Linked DNA regions of Homo sapiens: region 1 is linked to region 2. Evidence: chromatin contacts called from ENCODE Hi-C or POLR2A ChIA-PET data. All regions are on one chromosome and are shown on one strand. Each heading gives the region's core, a stretch centred on a gene start or an enhancer-like site at or near the end of the contact. The rest is flanking DNA. Distances are from core to core; before and after follow the strand shown.

Evidence for each region. Hi-C counts contacts between places; a loop is a spot of excess contacts on that map. ChIA-PET counts read pairs that join two places held with the same protein, here RNA polymerase II (POLR2A). Pooled maps may share reads with other maps.
Region 1: a loop to region 2 is called in a pooled map, with 2.2 times the contacts of the local background. The contact joins two enhancer-like sites. A Hi-C loop is called at or near these places in 3 of 50 pooled maps. POLR2A ChIA-PET finds 5 or more read pairs at or near these places in 5 of 52 experiments (CD8-positive, alpha-beta memory T cell, GM12878, HEK293T and 2 more).

What each region holds. Positions count from the first base shown.
Region 1 is chr10:12,592,851-12,597,957 of GRCh38, forward strand. All of the region lies in intron 2 of CAMK1D (calcium/calmodulin dependent protein kinase ID), which reads left to right. Among named protein-coding and RNA genes, the nearest start is that of MIR4480, 17 kb to the left of the region's middle. Within about 2 kb of position 1,666, at least 4 of the 41 ENCODE cell types and tissues checked have a DNase peak (open chromatin) inside an H3K27ac peak, as active enhancers do.
Region 2 is chr10:12,416,373-12,421,693 of GRCh38, forward strand. The region is part of intron 1 of CAMK1D (calcium/calmodulin dependent protein kinase ID); the gene reads left to right. Among named protein-coding and RNA genes, the nearest start is that of CAMK1D, 69 kb to the left of the region's middle. Within about 2 kb of position 3,144, at least 9 of the 41 ENCODE cell types and tissues checked have a DNase peak (open chromatin) inside an H3K27ac peak, as active enhancers do.

The DNA.
Region 1 (5,107 bases), core at 416-2,915, 180 kb after region 2:
AATATGCCAGTCTCCTTTCTAAGAGTCCTCTGCTTAAAATCTCTCTTGTTCTCTCCTTTCTGCCTGGCTCCCTCCTCTTCATCTTTCACATACCTCTTAAATGTCACTTTCTCAGGGAAGTCTTCCTAAACTCTAGTCCAAATTAGGGTTCCTATTTTCCTCTTTCAGACCAGGGGTCAGTGAATGTTTTCTATAAGGGGTCCAGTAGTAAATGTTTTAGACTTTGCAGGCCATATAGGCAACTACTCAAGTCTGATGTAGTCTAAAAGCAGCCATAGATGATATGTAAATGAATGTGTGGGCTGAGTTCCAGTAAAACTTTATTTACAAAAACAGGTGGTGGGCCAGTTGTAGTTTAACGAACCCGTTTTAGGGCACTCTTTACTTTTTCTGCACAGTATGATTACATGATGATCAATCTCCCTCTGGACTGAAGCTTCTTAAAGGTAAGACCCAAGGCTGTCTGCGCTGACTCATGCCTGTAATCCCAGCACTTCGGGAGGCCAAGGCGGGTGGATCACTTGAGGTCAGGAGTTCAACACCAGCCTGGTCAACATGGTGAAACCCTGTCTTTACCGAAAATACAAAAATTAGCCAGGCATGGTGGTGGGCACCTGTAATCCCAGCTACTCTGGAGGCTGAGGCAGGAGAATCACTTGAACCCGGGAGGCGGAGGTTGCGATGAGCCAAGATTGTGCCATTGCACTCCAGCCTGGGCAACAAGAGCGAAACTCCGTCTCAAAAAACAAACAAACAAACAAAAATCAGAATTCACCACTATAAACTTCATCCCTTTAACCAAAAACCACTTGTACCCCAAAAGCTATTGGAATTTTTTTTTAATTAATAAATTGTGAATAAACAAAATACCATCCCCCGTGGCCTGTGGCCTTTATCCTTCCTCCCCTCTCTCCTAAATCTAGCTCCTTCTGGACTTACCTGTCCTCCCAAGCTTGGGCCACTCAACTTGTAATGTCTGCCCTTGGTCAGGCAGTTTTTGTGCTGGATTGGAAGTTGCGTTGCCTTCTTCTCTCATTAAAACATGGCCAGGCGCGGTGGCTCACGCCTGTAATCTCAGCACTTTGGGAGGCCGAGGTGGGTGGATCACTTGAGGTCAGGAGTTCGAGACCAGCCTGACCAACGTGGTGAAACCCCATCTCTACTAAATACAAAAAATTAGCCTGGCGTGGTGGCACATGCCTGTAATCCCAGCTACTTGGGAGGCTGAGGCAGGAGAATCACTTGAGCCTTGGAGGCTGAGGTTGCAGTGAGCCGAGATCGTGCCATTGCACTCTAATAACACAATCATGGGAGTGAAGTTCTGTCATTATAAGAGGTGAGCTCAGCTTAAGAGCATGATAACATCCACATTACAGGGAGGAACAGTGGACATGTCAAATTCTCATTGCTGTGATTTGGGGCAAGAAAAAATAACAGGCACCACCTAGCAACCCTACCCCAAGCATCTCAAGATGTGGTAATTTCTTTTATACAAAACAAGTTTGTTTTGTTCAACCACGTTTAAGCCTATAGGTGTGATCCTTGTTTTTATAGGCAGCTAATTTCAAAGTGACATTTTGGGATGGGTTAATTTCACTTGTATTTTTCTTGCTTTTTGAATGCCTTACAGTTGAGGCTGTCAGCACTCGGCCTCCACCACAGCCAAGAGTCAGACAGAATGTGGAACCACCCACCAAGTGGGCCAATGACAATGGGCTCTACGTTTCTGTCCCTTCTCATTTCCTGCTGTAAACTTTCAGGGAGTCAGTGAACTCAAGCGTTTCTGTCAGATATAGAAACATTTCCCATGGTTGGAAAGTTAAAGGCTAGTTTAGGTTACAGGCAGTTTGTCTGCTGGAAAATACATAGTTTTCAGACACTTCCTTTTCTGGTAATAAACAAAAACAAAATCAGGAAACTGTTTCCAGGAGGTTGAACGTGTGGTTCTCATCTGCTCGGCCTCATGCGGTGTTCAAGTCCCAGGAAGTGGTTGACGTAGGTGGGGCAGCCATATTGCAGCCAGGCCCAGGCTGCAGGAAGGAATTGACTATATAGGTCAGGATCCACTTGCGGAAAGCAGAAATGATTCCAGCTGGTTTAAGCACAGGGTGATGAGAATTTCAAGTGCTGACACTGACAATGAAAGGCGGGGAAGGAGACTCACTCCATGCTGAGGTTCCAGGCATGATCTTCAAGGTGATCTGGGGGAGACCAGGTGTGGTGCCTCATGCCTGTAATCCCAACACTATGGGAGGCTGAAGAGGGCAGATCATCTGAGGTCAGGAGTTCAATACCATCCTGGCCAACATGGTGAAACTCCGTCTCTACTAAAAATACAAAAATTAGCCAGGCATGGTGGCATGTGCCTTCAATCCCAGCTACTCTGGAGGCTGAGGCAGGAGAATCGCTTGCACCTGGGAGGTGGAGGTTGCAATGAGCCGAGATCACACCATTGCACTCTGGCCTGGGCAACAAGAGTGAAACTCCATCTGAAAAAAAAAAAAAAAAAAAAAAGGATGGTTTTAGGAGAGATTCTTCTTTTGCTAAAGCTAGGAACTTGAGGAATTATCAGAATGTGGGCAGTCACTAAAATGCTGCTGGCTTGTGGAATACACCTTCCCCCGATTCTAGGCTCATGAACTTGGGCCTGGTCCCTGGGACCTTTGCATCTGAGGTGGGGTGATTGATCCAGGCCCATCTTGAATGTCTTGATTGTATCTTTGCATTTGCGTTTTGTAAGTCAAGTCCAACGTGCGTGCTCTGGGCCATGCGTCTTCTGTCCATAGCCCGTTCTGTCCCCTACCCCTTGACCATGTTTCCAGGGTGAGTGTTCAGCTGCCCACTTTCTGGTCCCACCCAGAGACCACTGCCACCTGAGGAAGCGTGACATTAGATAGCAAATTTTAAAAATACCATGACAGGTCAATAAAGAGACCACAGAAGAAAGGGGAAAGTATTTCCTCCTGATTTTTGAACAAGGTGCCTGGCATTTTTGTATTGCACTGGGCTGTGAAAGCTGTGTAGCCAACTCTGAATGCATCTCATCGCTTCCTACTATGAGTAGCAGCTTCTGCCTTCCCTCCTTTCCAGGGCTAAGTCTCTGCTTGGGGGAGAGTCAGGCCACACATGGAACCCAGCTGCAGGGGAGTCTGGGAAAGGAGTTGTTAGGGTTTTGTCTTCTGGCAAGCAGTAAGACACCCTAAAAGGGGTGGAGATGAGAGAGCTCTTCAGTCCTAAAAAGGGACATAGCCCAGGAAGACCCAAGAAGGGAAAGCAGGAAGTGAGGAGAGTGTGGGCATTTGGAGGAGGGGTTGAGTTTATCCCCCTTTAAAAGAGAAACTGTCGACAAAATAAATGTAGTAGAATTTCTTTGAGCATTAAAGGATTCATGAGTTGGGCAGCCCTCACAAACAGAAGAGGTTCAGAGATCTAGGCTTTGGCAGCATGAGCAGTGGGCTTCTATAGGCTGAACTTGGAAGCAAAGTAAAGCATTTATTTGATTGGCTCCAGCTAGCGGTTTGCCTTATTTGGGTGTGATCTGGTGGGAGGTCCCCAGTTAGAGGTTAGTTGGCAGTTTCTGATTGGTTAGGCTTACATTTCACTTTACAGTTTACATTGGGCTTCATTTGGCTTACCTAGGAACCCAAGGTGCTGGAGCCATCTCAGCCTAGTGGCCTCCCAGTTAAATATTTTTAACACTCCAAATCTCTTAGTTTGAGCTACTCCTAGGTACCGATTTCTAGGTAGAGTCCATCTGAAACCTGTAGATGAGAGGTATTGAAACTTAGGGAGCAGTAGAGGAGCTTGTCTGAAATCATGGTTTCTGGGTCCCTACCCTCAAAGATTTGGATGCCGAAATCCCATGGTGGGGTCTAGAATTTAAACTGGTAGGTTCCTCTGGAGACACTGTGTTCACTCTGCTTCTGATCACTAGTGTCTACTCCTCCTGGCCTCCAGTCCCCCTTTCCCACCCACATTTTTTTTTTAGACCTGGTAATTTTTTTTCTCTTTTCTGCATTTTTCTTGTGGTTTTTTTAGGTGTCTTTATTAACATTCCCACTGGTTTAGAGATTGAAAGCAAAGTTCCTGTCTTTGCTTTGAACACTCTAGTGAAACAGGATACTCAAGGTAAATGCTAAGATGAGGCTATTATCTCTGGAGCTCAGGGTCTAATTCATCCAACGTTTATTGAGCCCCTTCAAAGCACCCATCAGTGGGGATGGAAAATAAAAAATACACAGCTCCTGCCGTGCAGGAGCTTGTAACCTTGTGGGGAAGCTTAGCACTTCTTGCCTCCCTAGGTTTAAGCAGTTGGAGGTGCAGTATCTATTTGGAAAGAAGAAAAATGCTTTTGAAAACTGCACGTGGTCTGTATGGTGGCTGCTCCTTGTCCTGAATGCAAGGTTGCCCTCCATGATTGGGGAAGCATCCATCACCCCCTTGGGAACTGAACTCAGCTATAATGTTTGTGCTTAGGAAACTTGACATTGAACTTCCAGTAACTGAGGCCAGGACCTTCTTGAAGCACTGCCTTGTGGTTCAGTTCTGCCTGCCCACGGTCATTGGCCTTCTGGGCTGACCGTTTCCTCGCTGACTCCCACAGACACGCTGACCATCTGGAGGCTAAAGGATCTTTCTTCCTAGCAGGTCCCTCATGGTAGGGGCTCTGGGGCCCCTACCAGGCAAAGGAATGGTTGGGATTAGACCCTATGCAGAGGCACGTGACTTTTCATAGAGGGGCACTTCCATGGCCCAGTTGTTCCCTCATTGAGGGCGTTGTGGGGAGCCGGTTCCTTCCTGTGGATTGTAGCCTTCCTGACTTTAAATCCTTGCTTTATTCAGATCCTTGGCCAGTTCTTCTGTACTGGTCTCCTGGGCCACCCATAGGGCTGTCTTCACTTCCTACCATCAGCTGTTCCCTCTATCCAAAGATGAAGGAGCCCTGTATTTGCTGATGTGAGCTGCTTCCTTTATTTATGCTCTCACTGGATCTCTGGGAGATGTACTCTACCATCAGAACACTCAGAGACAGTTACCTGGACATAAAGTGTTGGTGTTGGCATCGTTATCAAACAATAACAGAAAACACGTCAGCACCAACTGCATC
Region 2 (5,321 bases), core at 1,894-4,393:
TGTATGTAAAACTTTGCTTGTTTTTCCTGTCTTGATTGCTTGCTGGTTGCACATAAAATTTAGAGTTGGAAAAAGAGTGTAGCACAGAACAGGGGTTGGATGACTCAAGGGTCTCCGCTCCTGTCTCTGCTCTGCTGCAGCTCCGGCTGGAGGCCTTCATTTATAAACTGTCGGATGGGGCCAGGCCAAGAGTCCGTGCAGAAAAATCCCACAGTTGTGCCCTGGGGAAGCTGCTCATGGTGAAGGGCTTCATTTGCAGAGTGGAATTGCTGTAAGGCCGGGGTCTTGCTGAGCACCGGAGGGAGGGCTCTGACTAGCACTGGGCGGTGGAGAGAAGCAGAACTCACTTGCCATACTCTGTGTCAGTTTCCAGCAAGAGTGAAGTTCTGTTTTTCCGGTGGGTTCTGCCCTTTCCTTATCAGTTCAGCTGAGCTTACTCCAGGGCTTCCCCTTTGCTCCCAGCTTTCCAGGGCATGTTCTGCCAAAAATGAGCTTTGCCTTGGGTGTGTCTGATTGTGTTGTTGGTAGACTCCCTAAAAACCTTCCGGTGCTAGCGATGCTGTAGACGGCTGAGACCCATGGAGGTGGTTGTTAATTGTCACTGGGGGCCCGGGGTCACACTGCTTGGGCCTGCATCCCAGTTTAATGGTGGGACTTTGGACAAGGTTCCTCAAGCCCCCGAAGCCTCTCTGTCCTCATCTGTAAAATGGGGACAGTGGCAGTACTTGTCTCTCATAGAACATCCATGGGAGGAACTTACCTCAGTGCCTGGCATATAGCAAGTTTTCAAAAAATATTAGCTGTTAATATTATTTTTATTACCTAGACGCAGGATGATGGACCCTATGACCTTCTGAGTCTTCTTCCATCTGTGTGTGTATGTAAGACAGAAAAAGAGACTGAGAGAGAGAGAGAGAGACAAAGAACAGGAGAACTACACTGTGGATTTGGGTGATGCTCCAGGGAGGTTTGAACAGACTGTCAATGTCATGTTTTGAAGAGAGCAAGGAATTTTGGGGATACTGCTGTGCCAGAGAAAACAGGTTCGAGAGAAAGAAAACAGAGGCGGGATCCCTTACAGAGCAAGAGGTAACCAGGAGTTGTTTAGGTGGCATCCAGCCAGGGGAATTGCTCAGGGTTCTGCAGAGGGCAGCCTCTGGGGCTCCGGCTGGGGTGGGGAGATGGCTTGGCCCTGGGCTGTTGGCCTGGGAACTGGGGTTCAGCCACAGTTGAGTTCCAAGCCTCCTAGTGTTTCCTCTACCTCCTGGCTCCTTCAGAAATGAGGGCTGGGGGAGGCCCGAGGCTGGCCATCTGGGGAGCTGTGTAAGCAAGGAACACGGAGGTCCTGCGATGGAGTGGCTACACTCTTATGTGGAAGGCCAATGGGTAGTGGGCATCTCTATGCTCTTTATAACAGTAATAATTATTTTTTGCCTTTTTTTTTTTTGAGATGGAGCCTCACTCTGTCACCCAGGCTGGAGTGCAGTGGCATGATCTTGGCTCACTGCAACCTCCGCCTCCTGGGTTCAGGTGATTCTCCTGCCTCAGCCTCCCGAATAGCTGGGATTACAGGCGCCTGCCACCACACCCGGCTAATTTTTGTATTTTTAGTAGAGACGAGGTTTCACTATGTTGGCCAGGCTGGTCTCGAACTCCTGACCTCAAGGCCTCAAGAGGCCCGCCTTGGCCTCCCAAAGTGCTCACAAGAGTGAGCCACCACGCCTGGCCTCGATGCTCTTTAAAAGAAGCCCTCGCCCTGCCAGATGATGCAGTAAGCAAGAATGAATATGGATCCCCAGGGTGTGGGAGGAGAATGAATTACTTGGTAGGCCTCAGTCCAGCAGGTCAGATGAGGCAGAGAACATGCCATCAAAACATATGATTGCAACGCGGCCATGCCTTGTGAAAGAAGAAAGCTTGGCCAGCTGTTGACTGATTAGAGATGGAGATGGGCTGGGCATCTGGCTCATGCATGTAATCCCAGCACTTTGGGAGGCTGAGATGGGAGGGTCACTTGAGGCCAGGAGTTCAAGAGCAGTCTGGGCAACATAGCCACATCCTCATTTCTACAAAAAATTTTAAAGAATTAGCTGGGCACCGTGGCATATGCCTGTAGTCCTAGCTACTGGGGAGGCTGAGGTGGGAGGATTGCTTGAACCTAGGAGTTTGAGGCTGCAGTGAGCTAGGATCATGCACTGCATTCCAGCTTGGGTGACAGAGCAAGACTCTCTCTTATTTTAAAAAAAGTTATGTATTGCACTCCAACTAGCAATGTGTGAGCATGACCTTCTTATCACATCCTTGCCAGTGATCAGCATTAAATTTTTTTTCTGATTTGCTAGTCCAAAATGAAACCTTTTAAAAAGTATTAAAACGAATGAAGGTATTACTAGAAAAGACTTGATCAGTCAGTTGAGCAAAGGTTCCAATTGCTGGGTGTGTCTGGGAGTTGCAGACCCCCACGTGGTGGGAGATGGGGAGTGACCGTCCACCCCTGCCGAGGGATGTCCTGCAGAGTGGCCATAGATGGAAGGCCTCAGCCGAGAGTGGCCATAGGTGGAAGGCCTCAGTCGCGGGCGTGGTGTGTCCGAAGCCGTTGCTCACAGAACACTTAAGAGCAGCTGCCTGTTTCAACATTGGTGCTTGACTTTCCCTATTGAATGAACTTCCCTGTCTCTTTTGGACCTCACATTCGGAAAGGTGTCTGAGAGGTCATCCGTTTCAAACTTCATCATCTCAAATGAATGGCATTCCCTCCTGCCTTTTAAAACCCCAGGGACGGGAGATTTTATAAGCTATAATGACTTTACCATATATTTTCCTCAAAACTCAACAGCCATGATCTCATGAATACTCACCCCTACTTTCTGCCCCTATGAAAAAAAAAATAAATAAAAGGCAAGAGTGAGAAAACCAAACTCAAGGAGGTGAGGTTGGGAGCCTGGGGCCACGGAACTCAAAGTTCCCAGAATAGAACTGGGTTATCCCGACACCTGTGAACACTGCGCAGTAACATTTTCCAATGTTGGGTAGCAACATTTTCCAAGTTACTATGAAAAATGGGGAAATACACGCGATAACCAGAGCCAAGTCCTGTTTCCTGACTTTTCCACAGCCTTTCTTGACAACATGCAGGGCACATATTAGACATGAGTCACCGCTGTGGTTTTCTTAGTGCATAAAATTGCACACCTCACTCCCCACCGGGCCTCAGTGGATTCTGAATGAAGCCAGAAAGTGATTCAGTCTTAGATCAGAAGAGAAAATGCACACACACACACACACACACACACACACGCAAAAATAGAGTTCTTGTTAACTTCTAGGTTGCAGAAAATACTGAGATTAGAAAAACTGTTTTTTCAGCTTCTTAGGACTTTGTATATGTTGGGTTTTCTCGTTAGGTTTTCTTTTGTAAATAAGTGGTTACCACAGTAGCTTTTCCACCAGAAACATGACTCTGGGTGGATCCTGTTGTCATAGTGATTTAATAAACTAAGTTGAGTTTTTTAGAATTTTTAGTAAGCAGTGAATAATTAGATAGAATACTTTTTTCAGCCTTAGTGAAAAATGACATCTATGTAACTTTTTTTTTTTTTTCTCTTGAGACAGAGTCTTGCTCTGTCGCCCAGGCTGAAGCACAGTGTCGAGCTCTCGGCTCACTGCAAGCTCCGCCTCCCGGGTTCACGCCATTCTCCTGCCTCAGCCTCCCGAGTAGCTGGGACTACAGGTGCCTGTCACCACGCCCAGCTAATTTTTATATTTTTAGTAGAGACAGGGTTTCATCTTGTTGACCAGGTTGGTCTTGAACTCCTGACCTTGTGATCTGTCCGTCTCGGCCTCCCAAAGTGCTGGGATTAGAGGCGTGAGCCACCACGCCTGGCCCATGTCTATGTAACTTTAAAAAATACGGTATTTTAGTGATAGAGCTGGTGGCAGCTGATGTAGTAGTAGTAGTCCTTTTCATATTACCCTTGATGGTCCACTTCAAATGAATGAACTTTAATGATTTTACTTTAATAGTTCTTACTACTTTATGAATTATTTTGTTTTGTTTTCATAACTCCAACAAGGCATTATTGGCAGTGGATTTTATGGCTTAGTAAGATCTTGAGGTAACTGAGGTTTACTAATTAACCCTTATTGATTTGTTTGGGACTTTTTGGTGGACACCTTAGTCAAATATACTCTTTTTTTTTTAATTGTCTAGAAAAATGGAATGTGCCCCCAAACTACTTAGGGATTCTGCATATTTCTAACAGCCTCTGTCTTGCTAAGAGCTGTTGGATAATCCAGGAAGGTTTCAGGGGTTTCAGGAGAAAACGAAGTATATTACATCAGGGCCATGAAGACCAGTGCCAAGTTACTAACCTGCCTGAGAATGACTCCACTTCTCTCCTATAAAATGAAATGTTCGATGTGTTTTCTTGCATTTTTAGAGGGCTGTCATCTTTCCCCTGGGCTCACGTTGGTATCTGGGACAACTGAGGGCTCCAGTACTCAGACAAGGGGGAGGTTGGCTGCTGCAGGTGGAGCTCCTGCCACGTCTGTTCTGTGAGCTCGCCTCTTCCTTTTATCTGGGAGAGAGACAGGTGTATTGCTTTCCCTCATGCCAGAGAAGTCCTTCTTGCTGGTTTGAACAGCACCACTCAGAGTCTTGCAGGCTGTATCATATAATCTCCAGCCTTCTACACTTTAGGAGACGGGACAGGCTGAATGGCGTGGTGTTGAGGTGAAGGCAAGCCCAGAATCCATCAAGAAATCTAAGACTAGGCGGGTGTAAGCTTCAGGTACCTGGGCCTGGTCTCCTTCCCATGTTCACATCCTAGGATAGGAATCCCTTTCTCTCAAGCTCAGATCAGCCTGTGTTTTGCTCTGAGAGCTTTACTGTGCAGAGAAAAATCCTATGAATAAAGCATCTAGTTTCTACGGTTAATACCGGCGGTCACAGTGTGTGTGGGCAGGACAAGCCCAGTGTGCTTTGCCCGATGATGTCCCGGAGCTTCAAACCCAGATGTTCCCTAGCCGCAGTATAGCTGAGTCCAGCCAGAATGATCAAACCATAGCTGCTGTTTCAGTGTGGCTCTTGCCGTATTCCACTGTCTCCCTTGGTCATGCTGGGCCATTTATCCAGGATTCTTTTTTTTTTTTTTTTTTTTTTTTTTTTTTTTGAGACAAGGTCTTGCTCTGTTGCCCAGGCTGGAGTGCAGTGGTGCAATCTGGACTCACTACGACCTCTGCCTCCTGGGTTCAAGCGATTCTTCTGCCTCAGCCTCCCAAGTAGCTGGGTCTACAGGTGTGCATCACCATGCCTGGCTAAT